Linked DNA regions of Homo sapiens: region 2 is linked to region 1. The links are chromatin loops, found by intact Hi-C in ENCODE. Cell type or tissue: endothelial cell of umbilical vein. All regions are shown on one strand. Each heading gives the region's core, and the rest is flanking DNA. Links, peaks and the distances in the headings are about the cores only. Region 1 overlaps TOX2 (TOX high mobility group box family member 2). Region 2 overlaps TOX2 (TOX high mobility group box family member 2).

What was found. Hi-C counts contacts between places; a loop is a spot of excess contacts. Peaks named below come from ENCODE experiments on the same cell type or tissue, not always from the same donor. Only the 100,000 strongest peaks of a DNase experiment are listed, where the experiment ranks them.
Region 2: it touches region 1 in a loop (5-fold over the local background); 9 of 110 quality-filtered maps call a loop at or near these places.

What each region holds. Positions count from the first base shown.
Region 1 is chr20:43,951,776-43,960,722 of GRCh38, forward strand. All of the region lies in intron 1 of TOX2 (TOX high mobility group box family member 2), which reads left to right. Among named protein-coding and RNA genes, the nearest start is that of TOX2, 41 kb to the left of the region's middle. RefSeq lists enhancers at 2,864-4,063, 3,675-3,724, 4,197-4,831, 7,494-7,788 and a silencer at 7,494-7,788. In endothelial cell of umbilical vein, for the core only: no CTCF peak of the experiment used is centred there; DNase peaks (open chromatin) are centred at 3,806 and 7,896; H3K27ac peaks cover 2,727 bases.
Region 2 is chr20:44,014,409-44,023,355 of GRCh38, forward strand. All of the region lies in intron 3 of TOX2 (TOX high mobility group box family member 2), which reads left to right. Among named protein-coding and RNA genes, the nearest start is that of TOX2, 100 kb to the left of the region's middle. In endothelial cell of umbilical vein, for the core only: no CTCF peak of the experiment used is centred there; DNase peaks (open chromatin) are centred at 1,143, 1,513 and 4,023.

The sequences.
Region 1 (8,947 bases), core at 496-8,495:
ATAATAGCTCACTGTAGCATCAAACTCCTGGGCTCAAGCACTCCTCCCATCTTAGCCTCCTGATTAGGACTACAGGTACATACCACCATGCCTGGCTAATTAAAAATAATTTTTTGTTTGTTTGTTTGTTTGTTTTTTTGAGGCCGAGTCTCGCTCTGTCGCCCAAGCTGGAGTGCAGTGGTGCGATCTTGGCTCACTGCAACCTCCACCTCCTGGGTTCAAGTGATTCTCCTGTCTCGCCCTCCCGAGTAGCTGGAACTACAGGCATGTGCCACCACACCCGGCTGATTTTTTTTTTAAAATTTTTAGTAGAGATGGGGTTTCACCATGTTAGCCAGGATGGTCTCGATCTCCTGACCTCGTGATCTGCCCGCCTTGGCCTCCCAAAGTGCTGGAATTACAGGCGTGAGCCACTGCGCCCAGCAGAAAAGTAATTTTTTTTTCTAAGAGACGGGGCCTTGCTATGTTGCTCAGGCTGGTGTCAAACTCCTAGTCTCAGCTATCTTCTCGCCCTGGCCCCCCAAAGCTCTGGAATTACAGGTGTGAGCCACTGCCCCTGGCCTAAACTTAACTGAGCATGTTAGGGTTATGCTGCCGTAACAACCCCCTGAATCTCAGTTGCTTATCATAAGGAAGGCTTATTTTTGCTCTTACTATGTGTTCCATGACAATCAGCAGAGAAGTAGGGGTTGGGCTCTGCTCCACAGATCACTCAGGGCTGTAGGTTGGTCAAGTCTCGACCATCTGGAACCTTGCTGGTCCTCTAGAGAAAGCCTGCAGATCTCAAGTTTGCTTTTTTATACTTCTACCCAGAGGAGACCCACGTTGTTTCTGCTCATAACCCATTGGTCTAAACTAGACGCATAGCTCCAATAAATGGTAAGGGGAGCCTGAGGTGTAGTGTCCTATGTGCCAGGAAGGAGAGGAGAGCCAGATATTGGAGAGCAGTAGTAAAGTCTACCACAGCAGGTACTTCCCTCTCTGCCCTCTCCAGACATATAGGCAGACTGAGACACAGTTAGTCGGTACTTACGGGACTCACTGTGGGTGGCTGAATAATGACCCCTAAGTATAGCTAGGTCCTAATCTTTGAAACCTGTGTATGTTACTTTAAATGGCAAAAGGGGCTCTGCAGATGTGATTAAGGGTCTTGGGATGGGGAGAGTATCATGGGTTGTCTGGGTGGGCCCTATAGGATCACAGTGGTCCTTATAAGTGAGGAGGGGTTGCAGAATCAGGAGAAGGTGATGTGAGGATGGAAGCAGAGACTGGGGTGACGGCTATGAAGATGGAGGAAGGGACCACAAGCTAAGGAACACAAGCAGCCACTAGACACAGGGAAAGGCAAGGAAATGGATTTTCTCCTAGAGCCTACAGACCAGCCAGCCCTGATGACACCTTGGTTTTAGCCCAGTGAGGCTGATTTTAGACTTCGGGCTTTCCAGAACTGTAAGAGAATATGTTGTTTTAAGTCACCTGTTTATGGTGATTTGTGACAACAGCCCTAGGAAACTAATATATCACCTTCAGTCAGAAAATCATTTGAGACCCAGTGCATAGAAGCCGCCTCTGTCTGCTCAGACAGAACTGACCCCTTCCTCCTGTCTGTTGTGGCGCCCCTTGTACCTGTCTGTCATCACGTTCATGCACAGGCAGAGGTGTCTCTTAACATAGTCCTTCCACTCCCAACCCGCATGCTCCAACATGTATGCCCACACTCTCAGCCACTCTTTGAGCCTCTCATTGCTTGGGCTGATCCGGGTTGGTGTGTGTCCACGTCTGTAGGAATGCAGGGCAGGCTGGTGGCAAGGTCAGTGTAAAGGACTTGTCTCTGGGGAAAGGGCCCTGGCATGCCCCAGGAGTGGCTCAGTTGGCGGGAGAGTAGAGGCCCTGTGGAAGATGGTGGGAGGGTGAAGGATGGGGCTGGAGAAATCAGCAGGGACCAGGTCAAGCAGGACCTTAGGACCAAGAGAAAGAGGTGGATCTTTGTTTTGAGGACAGAGAGGAGCCTAGTAGGATTTTGAGCAGGGGGGCGACTATGGATGACTGATGACTGGGTTCTCCTGGTTTGCGACTAGGTTAGAAGACTGTCTTTGTCCTCCCATCTTCTGGAAGTCAACTCTATGCCAGACACTCCTGAGCTATGCTTTTCACAGGATTTCTCATGCATCCATTTTATAGAGGAGAAAGCTGAGACTCAAAGAATGGAACCTCATGGAATCCATCCTCCACGTGGCTAGCTGAGTCATCTTTTAAACTATAAATTAAAGCATGTTACTCCCCTGCAAGAACTCTCCAAGGGCTTCCCATCTGGGATGAAATCCAAGTGCCTTATGGTGGCCCTAGGACCCCAAATCACGTCCTTGCCTCGCCCCTCTGCCTACTGTGTCCTGCCTGTTATTCCCCCTGCATGCGAGAGCTTCTACTTGTGGACCTCAGGGACTTTGCATTGCTGCTCCCTCTGCCTTAAATGCTCCCACCCACTACTTGTTGCCTGACAGCCTCCTTCTCTCTCTTCTGGGCTCCCTCAGTTTAATTGCTGCCTCTACAGAGAGACCCTGTCTCCACACTTCCTGTGTTTGCTGCACAGCACTTAGCACAATGCAACGTGTGACCACCTTTGTGTGTTTGCTTGTTTGTTGCCTGCCTCCTGCAGTGGACTCTGAGGCCTGCAGGGGCTGGGACTGTGTCTACCTTGCTTCTCGTTGTGTCCCAGCCCCCAGGAGCTGGTATGAAGGGGGCACTCAGCGAACAAACCTCTGCGGAAAGATGAAGGATGGGTCCTGTGTGCAGAGGGAGCTCTGGACCTTTGAGGGTGGCTGGAGGCTCCTGGACCTGCCTTGGAGGACAGACACCAGGCAGGGGCCAGCTGAGGAGGAGTGCCAGTGATTTCTCTGGGCACCTGGGCAGCCCCATTCCTATTGCACCTGGCCTTGACCCACTCCCTGTGCTGTCTACATTCTCTGTCACATTAAATGCTCTGCCTGCCATTTCAGCCTCTGGGAGGATCCACGAGGGTGTGGGGAGAGACGTCAGACCTGGGTTTGGATCCCAGCTCAGCCACTTAATAGCTATGAGACCTTGCACAATTCCCTTTAACTTTCCAAGCCTCAGTTTCTTCCTATGTAAAATGGGCATACAGAGGGACAGCCTTCTAGCACGTGACTCCTGGTGCTTGATTCGCTTGAAACTGCCTTATCTACAATCCAAAAAGCCCTGCGACGAGAAGTTGTTTTGTCAATATGCTGCAAACTCATTTGGCCCCCAAAATCTGACCTGAGCTGACGCGAGGCTCTTTGTAATCTTTACTCACCCCACTTGTGTGAATATTCATATGTTCCACTGCAGAAATATGAATGTGTTCCATTGCAGGTGTTGCCTGAGGCTCCACTGAAGCTATGGCATAATTTGCAGAATTTGCACTTCATTACTTTTCTGAAATTCAAACAAATTCTGAAACTGCACGAGTTCTGGCTGAGAGCTGTGGATCTGTGCATGTGAGTAGCTGCTGAAAACCCTCCTGGGTCACAGGAGGGCCCATGGGGGCCTCTGGCAGCCATCGCAGAGCCTGAAACCCGTTGTTTCCCCTTGGCTGGCTTCTGGTTTCTTGGCAGCCAGTGTCTTCTTAGCCACCTGGGGTTATGTTGGGTTTTGCTGGTTCAGGGGCAGGGGTTAAAGCTTAGGGCAGGGTGAGCCGAGGTACTCAGACATTTCTGATGTGAATTTAAAAGGAGAATTTTTTTTTAATGAATCATCAGAAGAAAGAAATCAGAAGGAAGTGTGTGACCAAGGAGAGGAAATTAGGGTTTGCAAATTGCATGAGTCACCCCCTTTCTGACTCCTGGGTGATCCCTTGCCCTTGGCACTTTTCACTCATCTCTGAGACTCTCAAGGCCGTATTCTGCATAACATGCTGGGGCTGTCATGGTTTTATTCTGGCTCCAAACCTGCTTCTCATTCTAGCCATCAGTATAAATTTCTAGTTTTGAATCACTGCCACGCTGTTTTACTTATTATTGTGTTAGCCAGTGTTTCTTCCCTGCCCAAGCCCTGCTCAGACTCCCGTTTCCCCATCTTAGTTAGCATCTACAACCCATTCTCCACCCAGAAGCCAGAGGCCAGTTTCTGAAGTGCAGCCCACATTCCGGGTTTCAGTCTCATCTCCCCAGTGTGGCCCTTGAAGCTCCCTTGTGATAAGGCCCTGCTTGCCTTTCTGTCTTATCTTGCACCGCCTTACTATTCCATGAATGGGCCCTTCCCTCCAGCTCCCAGGCTTTGGCAAATGCTGTTCCCACTGGCCTCTGCCCTCGCCTGGCTAGTTGTGTGCATGCTGCGGGTAGATCTGCTTAGAAGCCACCTCTTCCGTGAAGTCTTTTTACAAGGCCCTTGTCTAGGCCCCACGAACCTGGCTTCCCATCTACTTATCACCCACCCATATTCTGATTCCTGGTCCTGTCCCCTTCCCTAGACCATGAGCTCCGGGACAAAGACTGTGTGTCCACCAGGTGCAGTGGCTCAGGCCTGTAATCAGTCCTAGCACTTTGGGAGGCTGAGGTGGGTGGATCACCTGAGGTCAGGAGTTCGAGACCAGCCTGGCCAACATGATGAAACCCCATCTCTACTAAAGATACAAAAATTAGTTGGGCATGGTGGCGCATGCCTGTAATTCCAGCTACTCAGGAGGCTGAGGCAGGAGAATCGCTTGAACCCAGGAGGCCGAGGTTGCAGTGAGCTGAGATCATGCCACTGCACTCCAGCCTGGGTGAGAGTAAGGTTCTATCTTTAAAAAAAAAAAAAAAAAAAAAAGACTGTTTTCTGTATATCACTTTACCATCCCCAGCACTCAGAGTAAAAGGCTGTTTTAAGCAAGACTGTTTTAAGCCCTTGAGTGCTCGTCCCCTGCCTCTGGCTAGCTGTGTCTGCCTAAGAGTGGCCACCATATTGTCTTCCATTAGGCTGGAACCCGTTTCCCATGTCCGCAGTGGTGTGAAATATCCCAGTTGCATTGCAGTAAGTTTATTTTATGTGCATTTCCCCACTTGCCATTGAATCAGGTGTCCCTTTTTTCCCTTCCATATTTGTTTCTTAAGATATCGCCTCTTGTGTGACTTTTGTTTGAATCCCATGTCTTTTTGTCTGTTGGCATCTTGCTTTCTGTTTAATGTGACTGAGCCATTTCTACCTTGTATATATTAACTGTCTTATAGTTGGTGCTGATATTTTCTTAGTCTGATGTCCTTTTCATTTTGGTTTTATTATGTTTTCTTCCACAGAAGATATTAATGCATATATATTTGAATCTGTCAATCTCTCTTCCTCTGTGATTGCTTCGAGGGCTGAAGAAGTTATCCTGCTCCACAGATCTGATAAACATTCTGTTCTGTTTTCTGATTGTTTCCCTGTAACATGACTTTTTATGTTTAACTCTTTAATCCATTCGGAGTGCATGCATTTTGGTTGGTGTCTTGCAGTGGGTATCTAGTTCACTGTTCCTAAATAGGGACAGGATAACCCTCTTGTCCCCATTCTGTTTATTATATAATTAGCCCTTGTCTCTTTGTTTGCAAAAGGGGAGACAAAATATAGTAGCTGTTATAAGCGTGAGCTTTAGCAGAATTAAGATTTTGGCTTTGCCACTTTCTGTGTGAGCTATGAGCACGTTGCTTAAATTGGGCTTGTTTTTTCCTCTGTAAAACTGGATGATATCTTCCTCCTAGGACCGTTGTCAAGATTGAGCAGAAGATCATGTGCAAAGCACATCACATGTTACCTGGCATAAAGTAAATGCCCTCTTTTTTTTTTTTTTTTTTTTGGCTTAAACAAATATTTATTTTCTCACAGGGCTAGAGGTCAGAAGTATGAGATCAAGGTGTTGGCAGGGTTGATTCCATCTGAGGCCTCTGTATTAGTTTGTTCTTACACTTCTATAAAGACATACCTGAGACTGGGTAATTTATGAAGAGGTTTATTTGGCTCACGATTCTGTGAGCTGTACAAGCTTCTGCTTCTGGGGAGGTCTCAGAAAACTTACAACCGTGGCAGAAGGTGAAAGGGTGGCAGGTACACTTCACATGGCCAGCAGGAGAGACAGAGCAAGTGGGGAAGCGTTACACACTTTCAAACAACCAGATCTCATGAGAACTCACTATCACGAGAACAGCAAGGGGGATATCCGCCCCCAAGATCCAATTACCTCACCATGTCCCTCCTCCAAAATTGGGCATTACAATTCGACATGAGACTTGGGTGGGGACATAGAGCTAAATCATATCAGCCTCTCTCCTAGGCTTGCAGGTGGACAGCTTCCCCTTGTGTCTTTACGTGGTCTTCCCTCTGAAATGCCCTCCTTAATCTTGATACGTTTCCATACCTAGTTGGGTCCAACATTGTACTTTTCCTTCTGTTTCATTGATTTTAGAATTCTTGTTTTCTGTTACTGCCACACTGCTTTAATTGTGGCTTCACGGAATGTTTCACTCTCTGGCCAGATTGGGCATCCTTCCATTACTCTTTCTTTAAGAATATTGCTTTAAACACGCACCTGTTTTCTTTAGTGGATGTTGATTTTCTCTCTCACATTCTGTACTGTAGCCTACCTCAGTGACTTCTAGACACCCCTTCTTCCCCTTCCCCAGCACACATACCGGTTTTCCCCCAACCTGGCTGCCCAGCCTTTGCTCACTCTGGACCCACTACCTCACAGGTATGTACCAACTGCTCTCACCTGGCCTATCTCCACCTTAGTGCTTTATCACCCCCCTCCAGGTGCCATTATGCAGATACCCATTTTCCCTATGGACCTGAGCTTCCCTGGGAATTGGTTCTAGGTCCCTAGTGCCCCTCTGCACCTGGCATATGGCCAGGTACATTGTAGGTGCTGAGGTCAGGGCTTGGGGAAGACAGGAATGTTCACCGTGCCCTTGGGCTTTTGACAGTAACTGGGCTAAATCTGGCTTCTTCTGGAGGTGCAGGCTTACAGGACTCAACAATTTGGTGGTTGTAACCCTGGACATGCTCTTGCCAATAACGGTGGGCCATCCATCAGCCCTGGCCTTGGTTTCCCCAGTGGGATTTGCAGAAGCCAGAGGATTAAAGCCCTCCCAGCCCTGAGGCCTCATTATTTATCTTAGTGGGTCCACAGTGAAGATGAATTAGAATAACTCATTGGCACATGCCATGCCTTGGAGTGCAGTTTTCTGTTTTCTGGGAGAGAAAAGGCCTCTTAGGACAGAGCCCCCCACTGCCCTCCTGGGTCTCCAGGAGACAGCCCAGATCTGGGTCAGAAGGGTTCAATAGTCAAGAACAGAGGGGTGGCTCTCTGCCTGGGAAGGCAACTGGGGTGAAAGCGGGGAGCTGGCCTTTCTCTGCATACTGCTAGGTAGCATGCAAAACCCTGCCTGTTCCATTCCTGTTCTCCAGGGGAGGAATCTGAGGACGAGAGGGGTAAGATCCCTGCCCACTGCCATGCAGCAGCTTAGTGCAGAGCCTGGACTTGAACCTAGATCTGCCTGCTTCCAGAGCTGTGCTGCACCAGTGTTCTCGCAGCTCCCAGTCCAAAGGCCGACGTTGAGACAGCGCTTAAAAATATATCAGCAGTGTTTACAAATACCATTTCCTGTGTTATCTGGTACTGACAGAAGGAAGTGAACCTGGCACTTTGTCTGTGTTAGGTTTGGGGTTAGAGGCATAAGTGCCAAGTTCAGATGACCTAGAAAAACCTTTCTAGGTCAAATTACAATTTCAAAGATTTCTTTTCTTCTTCTTTTTGAACCGCTCCAAGATCGAACGCTGTCGTTGACATATTTCCCTTCCGACAACACGAGCCTTTTGTGGCATGATTGAGGGCTTGTTTTGTAGTGCTGGGGAGAAAATATCTTCCACATCATCTGCTCATTGTCTCAGTCACACTCGTTCCCCCCACACCACAGTGCAACCCGACGTACGCTCATGCGGCTTTTAGTTAATTGCCTTTGGTAAGAATCAGTTTTGGGACTTGTTCCCAACTGCTTGGATGATAGATAATTGTCAAATACAAATATTGGCAGCGCAGGGCAACCTGAGGCTCTAGACTGCTGACTGCATCCCAGCCTCTAGGGAGAGCTGGGAGCTGGCCAGCTCCATGTTATGGGAGGTAACGGGGCAAGACCTGGCAGGAGTACAGCCTTCTCATTAGAGTGTAGGCTCTGGAGTTGAACTTCCTGGGTTTGAATCTTCATTCCACCCCTTCCTAGCTGTGTGGCCTTGGGCAAGCTACATAACCTCCCTCGACCTCAGTCTCCTTTTCTGTAAAATGGGAGCCTCAGTAACTTACCTTGTGAGGTTGTCGTGAGGATTATAGGAACGGATGTTTGTCATTCAATTAAGAGTGCCTGGCTTGTTGTTAGTGTGATGTAAACATTGCATGCATTCGTTCTAATGAGTAAATGATCATAGCCATTAGTGGATGCTCTTGCGTGTCACCCTAGTCCCTCCTCAGATCCAGGCACACATTCTGTCAGCTGCTTAGAGTGTTGGCTGCTGCCCCTATCAGCTGAGCCTCTCTCTGGGCAGCTCCATGGTGCCTTTGGTGGAAAGAGGAAGCCTTGGCCAAGGTCATCAACACTCACCCCCTGGGCATCCTGGATCCGATGGCCATCCCATGTGGGGATACAGAATGCTTAGCTCCCTGCCTCAAACTGGGACACCTCTGCTGGGCCATCCCAGTTCCAGAGCTCCCCTTGGGACAGGTGGAGGCCTCCGTTGTGACTACATCACAGTTTGGCTTGTCCCTCTGGCCTGTCCTGCTCCCCCACTTCCCTATAGCACTTCCCAGTACATTTCTTGTCTGTAGATTTCACACTCAGAGTCTGTTTGGTACCTGAAACAACAGGTAGCTATCCAGACGCTGAATGGAATCTGATTTCCATTTTAAAGCACATGCTGATTTCACTTGCTTGTATTTTTGGAA
Region 2 (8,947 bases), core at 302-8,301, 62 kb after region 1:
GGCAAGAATGTGTAGCTAACTTTGTAACCTACCATGATGACATTTTGGGTTTTCTCTGTGCATTTTTGGTTTCTTGGCATACAGTATCATCTAGTAGTCAGGTGTATAGGCTATGTGGTCAGGCTGACCTAAGTTCAAACCCCAGCTCCCCTCCTTGTTACCCCCAACCCTGTGACCCAGATCAAGGGGTTGATCCTCCCTGAGCCTCAGTTTCTTCATCTGTAAATGGAGATATTGTTACCTGCCTCATAGGAGTTTATAAAGAGTCAGCGATCCGATGCAGGTGAAGTGTCACGCATAGGCAATTGGTAAATGTAAGCTGCTCTGTTTATTACTTTAACCACTTTATTGACGGGGTTGGGGTGGCTTCAGCCTCGTCTCTAAGTTTGTCCGGGCTGACCTGCTGCTTACCAACTTTGTCGGGGGCTGAGGTGGCCAGGGATAGTGGGAGGGCCCCAGCTGGGGGACAGGCAGGGGAAGGCATATTAGTTACACTTAGGACCTCGGTCAGGGCTCAGAGCTTAAAAGCAACAGCGGAGTGACAGTTCCACTGCTTGCCAAGAAAGCGGGGGCCCAAGACGCAATGCTTCTTGGCATCGTGACCAAGGGAAGGATCCATCTTAGTCGAAGCAGGGGGTTACCAGGGGCACCTCCGAGTTGGGCTTTTCCAAGGTGCCATGCTTTTGTCTAACGTCCCTCTGGGGATGGAAGTAGGGGGAGCACTGATCTCCCAAATGGGTCTCTGAGGGTCCTAAACAGTGGTAACTAGAGGCCCTGGGCTTCCTTTGTATTTACCAGAGTCCAGATGAAACTCCTGGCCCCTGTTTTTCAGAGGCATTAAGCAAAAGAAATATGTCTTTTTACATTTTATAAAACTCAGAAAAATGGCTTTAAACAGCTTTTGCTCTCCTGCTATAATTATTTATTTTCAAACACTCCTGCAGGGGACCGCTCCGTTTTCTTACCCTGAACTCCTTTTTCTCATAAATGAACCATCACTTCAATAAATCATTATGGAAACAGAGACTAACACCGGCTCTGAAAGGTTGAAAGATTTATGTAACACATTTATGTTTCCCATTTTCTCATTCTGGTACTCGGCTGCAAAAGCTAAGCTAATAAAAGCTGCTATTAATATTTCTTGTTGCCTAGCAACCCCAGAGCGGGAGTAATAGCTTCGGCTAGAAAAATAGATGACCGATAAGGAAAAATTCAATTCTTTTATTATCTCAGGGGGAAATGGCCTTTTACTGGAACATTATGATGTACGAGTGTGAAGTTGAACACAAAAGATTTTTTTGTATGTGTTTGTTTTTCTGTTTTTAATGAACATTATTTTACCTCCACTAACTCTTTTAGGGCACTTTTACTTTTCTTTCGTAAACCCCCCATCCCATCCCTCATGCTTAATTTAGCAGCTACAGTAGTTAAGAATCTGTCGGCGTTCTTTAGTTTAAAAATGGTTTTTGCAAAGGTTTACAACTCGGTCATAAAAATTCACTCCCTGTTAAAACTCAGGCCAGTGATAAGCTAACACGCAGGCTGGTTTTCTGTGAACAGGATCACGTTTGTTGACGAGATAAGATTCATGGTTTTCCCTACAAGAAAGGTCGGAAAGGAACAAAACATGTTCTTTTCCATGTCCCAGTTTTCTTTGGAACCAGGGACACTGTCTCTTTTGAGAACCGTTTGCTCTGCAGTTTGGGATGCGTTCACACTGGGAGAGGATGGGGCACAGATATTCACTGAGCACCTGCTCTGCAGAGCCTTGGTGCCGTTCCCTTCTCCCAGCACCCTTTAAGGTAGGAACCATTAGGGTGCCTATTTTTCAGATGCAGAAACTGAGGCTTAGAGAGGCCAAGGGATCAGGCTGAGGTAGCATCTTTTTTATTTTTAGTAGAGACAGGATTTCACCATGTTGCCCAAGCTGGTCTCGAACTCCTGAGCTCATGCAATCTGCCTGCCTCAGCCTCCCAAAGTGCCAGGATTACAGACGTGAGCCACTATGCCTGGCCTGAAGTAGCATCTTAAACCATGGTGTTTCCCACCTGTGTTCTTTAGCGCAGGGGTTCCCAACCTCGGCACCACTGACATTTTGGGTGGGATGATTCTCTGTTATTGGGGGTGTCCTGTGCCTTGTAGGATGTCTAGCAGCATTCCTGGCCTCTACTCACTATTCCTGGCCTCTAGTAGCACTACCCTAGTCAAAATAAAAACGAAAAATGTCTCTAGACCTTGCCAAACATCCCCTGGGAGCAAAATCACCCCTGGTTGAGAGCCTCCGCCTGCTGTTCGCTCTGCTGAGAAGGCTGTTCCACCTTGTCCACCCAGTGAACTCCTATTCCTGTATGAGGACCCAGTTCAGAAGTTATCTTCTCACAGAGGCTGCCTGGATGCTCTGGGCTGGAACGAGGGTGAGGCATGTGAGATGCGTGCCTCAACCATAAAATTTAAAGGTGTGTCCAAAAAGTCATCAAGATAAAAATAGTGTTTTAACGAAATATTTTGAAAAGGCAAGATTAACACAGAAAACCATGATGAACAACATATCAGAAATGTAAATTAAGGTGGGATCAGTCTGAATTCATGGCAATATGTGGTTGTGCATTTACCAGGGGCCACCAGCCTGGGATGGCCTGAAGGCTGGGCCTGGGCCTTGTGTCTTTCTCTGGCCCCAGAATCTAGCAAAGGGCCTGGTTAGCAGGTGACCTTCAATGTCTGTTTATTAATTACTGAATGAATGGGAGAAGGGAATTACTTGTCCAGGGTCACATAGCCAGAAAAAGGATAGAGCTGGGACTTGAACCTGGGCCTCTGACTCTAAGCCCAGTTCTTCCTGCACCCGCCTGGCTGAGTATGAGTATGGGGTGAATCTTTGTTGTCCGCTGAGTAGGGACCTAAGCTGTGGACGATTGAAAGATGCTCTGGGGTGCTCACCGTCTAGGAGTGGCGGGCAGGGAACAGTGGCCGTGATTTCAGCTTGGTGTCAACCCGGCTTTCCCTGGGGCTGTTATTTCGGCTTCACCACCTCTGTGCCAGGCGAGAGCTGACGTGGGCAGCTCAGTGACATGTGGAGCATCCCCAAGAACATCACGATGGCCAGCCCCTTGCAGCACTGCTCATGCCCATGGGGCCAGATGCTTCACCTTGGCCTTTGGAGGTCAAGAACCACACCTTATTTGACCTTGTATCCTCTCAGTGAACTTTTCCTAAAGGAATGGGTGAATTATTTATAACTGTCATGTAACATTTATTTAGCAGTTACTATGGAACTGGCACCTACTTAAACCCTTTCTATTTATAATCTCACTTAATCCTTGACCCTGAGAAGGAGGTACTGTTATTGTTGCCATTTTACAGATGAGAAAACAGAGGCACAGAGGGGTAAATGACTTGGCTACACAGTTATCAAAATGATGGTGCCAGGAATTGAACCCAGGCAGCCCGACTCCCCAGCCTGGGCTCTCCATATCTAGCCCATGTAGCCTTCCAAAATGAATGAGTGAATGAGCAAGGCAGTGAGCGGGACAAGATGGAGACCCACTTTATCTGCCCAGCTCTGAGTTGAGCTATTCATATTCATAAATAATCTCAACATGAAGTGTGAGGCACTTGCAGCTTGGAACAAGAAATGGAAGAAGTGCTGAGCTCAGGGGACTGTCCCGGCACCGAAGGCTTCCTGGAGGGGGTAGCCTTGGGGGCCAGAGGACAGTGGGAAAGCCTGAGAGGAAGAAATTTCATATGTGCATGGACCTCCCTGTTCAGACCTGATCACCACCCCTTCCGCTGAAATTCATAAAACAATTTGTGATGTTTTATGGTTGCTCAGCTGCCCTCTGGTACCCACCCTTTCCATCCCCTGCTGGGCTCCTAATCAGAGCACTCGAGGCTGAGTGCAAGGGCCAGGTGTTTAACTTCCACTCCAGGCAGCATGCCAAGCCTAACAGGGTATGAACTCTGAGAGCTGCTCCTGAGTCATGAGGGAGAATTAAGGGAAAATCGCAGCGACATTCGTCAGCTGCAGCCTCGATATTACTGGGTGTAATGGCTCTTTCCTCCGAGTGCATATTCAGGACCATGTTTGGGAAAATGAGCTTTTAATGTACCGTCGGCATTGCTGAGAAGCCATCTTTGGCTCCGCAGAATGTCTGGAGCACATAAAACTTGAGATTTATTGGAGTCATTTTCCCCCTGCTCTGCCTGGATAATAAAAAGTCAGTCTCATGAGCTCTCTTTCTCTCATCTTGTGGCTTTGTCCATTTAGAACTCGGAGCCTTTATAAAAGGCAGCAAGACAAATACAGCTCATCTAAATATTAAAGCTCCAGGAGAGAGTGTCGGGGGACTATGGAAGACTGGAGGCTGGGAGCGTTTCCAGGACAAGCGCGCCCCATCAGAGATTTAAGCTCAGCAGCTGTGTTGGGCTGGGGCCCGGGCTATGGTGGTGGCAGCTGCTTGCCCAAGCAGTAGCACTTAACTGGGAGTCTGGGGTCCTGGGTGCCTGTTCTACCCCAGTGGGTGACCTTGGGTGAATTACTGTCTCTCTCAGAGCCTCAAGTAAGATGGAGCTGATGCTGTCTACTCCACAGAGTGTGGGAATCAAACGTGCCAATGAATATTTCTGATGCTTTGCTTCATGTGTGGCATGTAGCAGGTGTCTGAAAAAGGTTTGTTGACTGACTGACTGACTGACTGACTGACTGAAAAATGAATGAATGAATGAATGAATGAAAAATAAATGCCTCTGTAAACACCTCAAACATCATTTTTGGAGACTAAGTTACATGGGGACCCTATAGCATCTTCTGTCTTACACAGCAGTCTGCTTCATATCTTCTAACCCTCCTGTTGACTTTAAGGGAGATAGAATTCTGCTCATTTACAGATGTGTTCCCAAGACCTAAAGGGAAGGTGGCTTGTCCAAAGACACACAGCTAGGAAGTGGTGAAGACAGGATGGGACCCTGATTCTTTTGACCCCAAGTGCTTTATGTCCTCAACACAAAAACATCCCTCACCCTATCCTTGGCCCAGGCCTCTGAGCTGGGATGGTGGGCAAAGGTGGGACCCTTGCCCCTGTCTCCCTATCGAGTGTGGGTGTTGGTCAAAGCTCTCAGCTGAGACAGGGTTAGGAGGGCAAAAGTGTTGGTTTAATGGCTCTGTCTCCAAACTCCTGGTAGCAAGGAAAAAGGGAAGGAATATCAGGTGAGTAGTCAGAACCTGTCATAGGGTGTGTGTGTTGGGCAGAGCTGTGGGACTGGGATGCTGGAGCCCTGAGGAATCTCTAACTAACTAACTAAGCATGGTTAGTTCTTCCTGTCATCCCGGAAACTGATAACAAGACCGCGAGTCAGGAAGCCTGGGTTTAACTTCCTGTCTCTGCCACCACTAAGAGATTGTGGGAGACAAGTCACTTTCCTTCCGGCCTCACTTTCTTCACCTGTTGAATGGACAAAACCTAAATCACCCCAGGGAGTTGTGGAAAGGATCAAGGGAGAGGGGGCTTCTAAAGCATTTCATGAATGAGCTCCTCAAGAGATTCAAGTCTCTGGAGGGTGTGGATCACAGCCGGCTCAGGAGAGCCCCGGGATTAGGAGGTAGGGCTCCAAGGTCAGGCAGCATCAGCTGCACATGTAACCAGCTGTGCGACCTCAGCCAAGCTGTTTAACCTCTCTGTGCCACAGTTTCCTCCCAGGGTTGTTGTGAAGAGTAAATGAGACATTAGAGATGCTATCTGGAGCCGCGCTAGAGGGAGGTCTGCCTGGTCCCACAGGCAGCACTGCAGCGTGGATTAGGCCACGGAGTTGCTGGCATTTGTTCCCCAGTGTGAACTGTGAATCAGTCATGGGTCACAGGCCAGAAGTAGGTGGAGCTCCTGCATAACTTCCTACGTAAGACGGCCCCCCAAGGGAGGGAGAGCATTAGGACAAATACCTAATGCATGCGGGGCTCAAAACCTAGATGACAGGTTGATAGGTGCAGCAAACCACCATGGCACATGTATACCTATGTAACAAACCTGCACGTTCTGCACATATAACCCGGAACTTAAAGTAAAATTAAAAATAAAAATAAAAATAAAAAGATGGCCCCTCTTGGCCAAGGGCAGTTCTCGAGAAAGGGGCAGGTGTGTGCCTTTGGCAGCCACACTCCCAGCAGGGGATCCAGCAAGACAGACTACTGCTGAGCTGCTTCTGGAAACGTGATCCTAAGGCCAGCAGCAGCAGCATTGCCTGGGGACCTGTTAGAGATGCAGATTCTCAGGCCCCTCCCTAGACCTGGTGACTGGGAGACTCGGCTGGGCCCAGCAGCCCATGCCTAACCACGCCTCCAGGGGCTTCTAATGCCAGCCCAGAACACTAGGCTGTGGTCATCCTCAGTTGAGCCCTGAATTCTCAGTTGTTTTAGGACACATAGGATGCACTTGTGTTTCTGTTTGCCTTGAGGATTTCATCACACTGAGGATGGTTGCAGACTTTTTCCCCCCAGAGGAACTCGAGGACCGACACCTCTGCCTGTGGTTCCTGGTTCTTTCCTACCCTGTGCACCTCCCATTGGGACAGGCCTTGAAGCGGACCCTCTGGCATGATGACAGTCCCAGCCTGTGATCAGAAAGACTCTAGGTTTTCCTGAATCGCACGACGCCTCATCCTGGGGTGCTTCATGGGCAATTGTGCACCAAGGGCCTAAGAAGAACCAGGAACAAAATGCAACAGGGAAAAGAAAGGGGGCCTAGGACAGGGGAGGTATCAGGGACGTCTTGTGACCAGAACGCAAAATTCCTCCCACTGCTTATGGGGGAGAGGGGTGTGCATATGCCGGGGAAGGGATGGATCAGCAAAGCCCATTCTTTGAGATCATAGGAGGACAGAGTGTGAGCAGGTAGACAGACTCAGACATTTGCAGCACTGGTAGCAACTGGCCCGGGAGAACTGGACCTTCGTCAGAAGCACAGGGTAACAGCAAATTATGGGGCCGTAAGCCGAGATTCTAAGACTGAAGGATCAGCCTGAGATGGTCGCTACCCCATCCCACAGGACTCCTCTTCTCCTTTGGGAGCCCCAGACCTGAGGCCCCTGTCCCTGTGCACACAAGACCCCCAACCACTCCCTTTTTGTCTGCCTTGTGAACTTGACACCTTCTTACCTTCTGCTTCTGTATCCCTCCTCTGAGAAGCAGATTAACTCTAGCCAGTACATTGGCTGTGCCCTGCATGCTTCCACTAGGTCGACTTTTTTTTGAGAAAGAGTCTTGCTCTGTTGCCCAGGCTGGAGTGCAGCGGTGCAATCATGGCTCCCTGCAGCCTCTACCTTCCTGATTCAAGCAATCCTCCTGCCTCAGCCTCCTGAGTAGCTGGGATCACAGACACACACCACCATGTCTGGCTAATTTTTGATTTTTTTTTTTTTTTAAGAGATGGGGTTTCCCTGTGTTGCCCAGGCTTGTCTTGTACTCCTGGCCTCAAGTGATCCTCCCACTTTGGCCTCCCAAAGTGTTGGGATTATAGGTGTGAGCCACCACACCCAGCCTAACTGACTTTGATCACACTAAACCAGAACTGTACCTTCCCATAACCCACTGCAAAATGAATTCCAGATGTGGTAGGGAGCAGGCTCACTTTGCCCTTAGCACGTGGCGGAAGGCCCGTCACCCACACATGCGTCCACAGCACAAGTGAGCAATGGCCGGCCGATGACGCTGGAGACAAAACTGTCCTTCGGGAACAGCCCCTTAACCGGGACTCTCCTTGTCTTCTCTGTGCCCATGGCCCTGCTGAGAGGGGGGTCAGCACATTGCCAGAATTAATGTCACTGGCCTTGGACTTGGAGAGAACTGGATTTTGAGTTTCTCCAGCTACATGCGTGTTGAGGAAGTTACCCAGGCCCTCTGAACTTTAGTGTTTTTTTTTGTGTGTGTAAAATAGATGTATTATTCATTCTTACCTTGTGGGTTGCTTTGAAAATCAGATGCTGTCATGATTATAAAGTACTCAGCATGGGAGCCATGGCAATGCTATTATTTGTCTCTAAGCACTTTACGTGTGAGCTGTCTCTTTTTCTTCCCTGCCAACCACATAGAGGGCTCTGTATCCTTTCTGGTTCCCCCAGGAAGTCCACCTTCCCAAGCATTGGTGAACTGACAGTGGATACCCACATGGTCTCACAGGGGTACCTGGCACAAACAGTTTACTCATTTTTGCAGTTCCATGCCTTATTGTGGCCACAGTCACTGTGAGCCTGTGAGTGTATCCCTGCCCTGTGGCATGTTCCATGCCTGGTTCTTCTCTCGGTTCTGTCTGTCACACTGTGAGCCCCTCAGCCCTGGCATCTCCCCTATACTTACCTCTGTGCCCATGAAACCAAAGCTCCTCCATGGGCAGGACCTGCCTTCGTTAGAAATTAGCTTAGTGACCCCTGAGTGGGGTGTCCTTGGGATCCACCCTCCACCCCAAGCAGGTCCTCAGTGTGTTTCTATCAAACAGGTACAATTTTTCTCCCAGAGACAGATTCTAGTTGTACATTAGTTGGAGTCTACCAAGAAACAGGCACCAGACGGGATTAGATATGTAAGAGGAGAGAGAGAGGGAAAGGGAGGTGGGGGGAGGAAGAGAAGGCCAGAGGAGGGGGGAAGCTTCAGACCATGATATAGGTCTGAAACCAGAGGGAAAAAGGATGGGAAGGAGGGAGGAAAGGGAAGAAAGAAGGAAGGAAGTGAGGTAGGAGGGAAAGATAGAGGAAGGAAGGGACAGAAGGGAAGGAAGGAAGGGATCCCAGCACTTTGGGAGGCCGAGGCGAGCAGATCACCTGAGGTCAGGAGTTCAAGGCCAGCCTGGCCAACATGGTGAAACCCTGCCTCTACTAAAACAACAAAAATTTAGCTGGATGTGGTGGTGAACACCTGTAATCCCAGCTACTTGGGAGGCTGAGGCAGGAGAATTACTTGAACTTG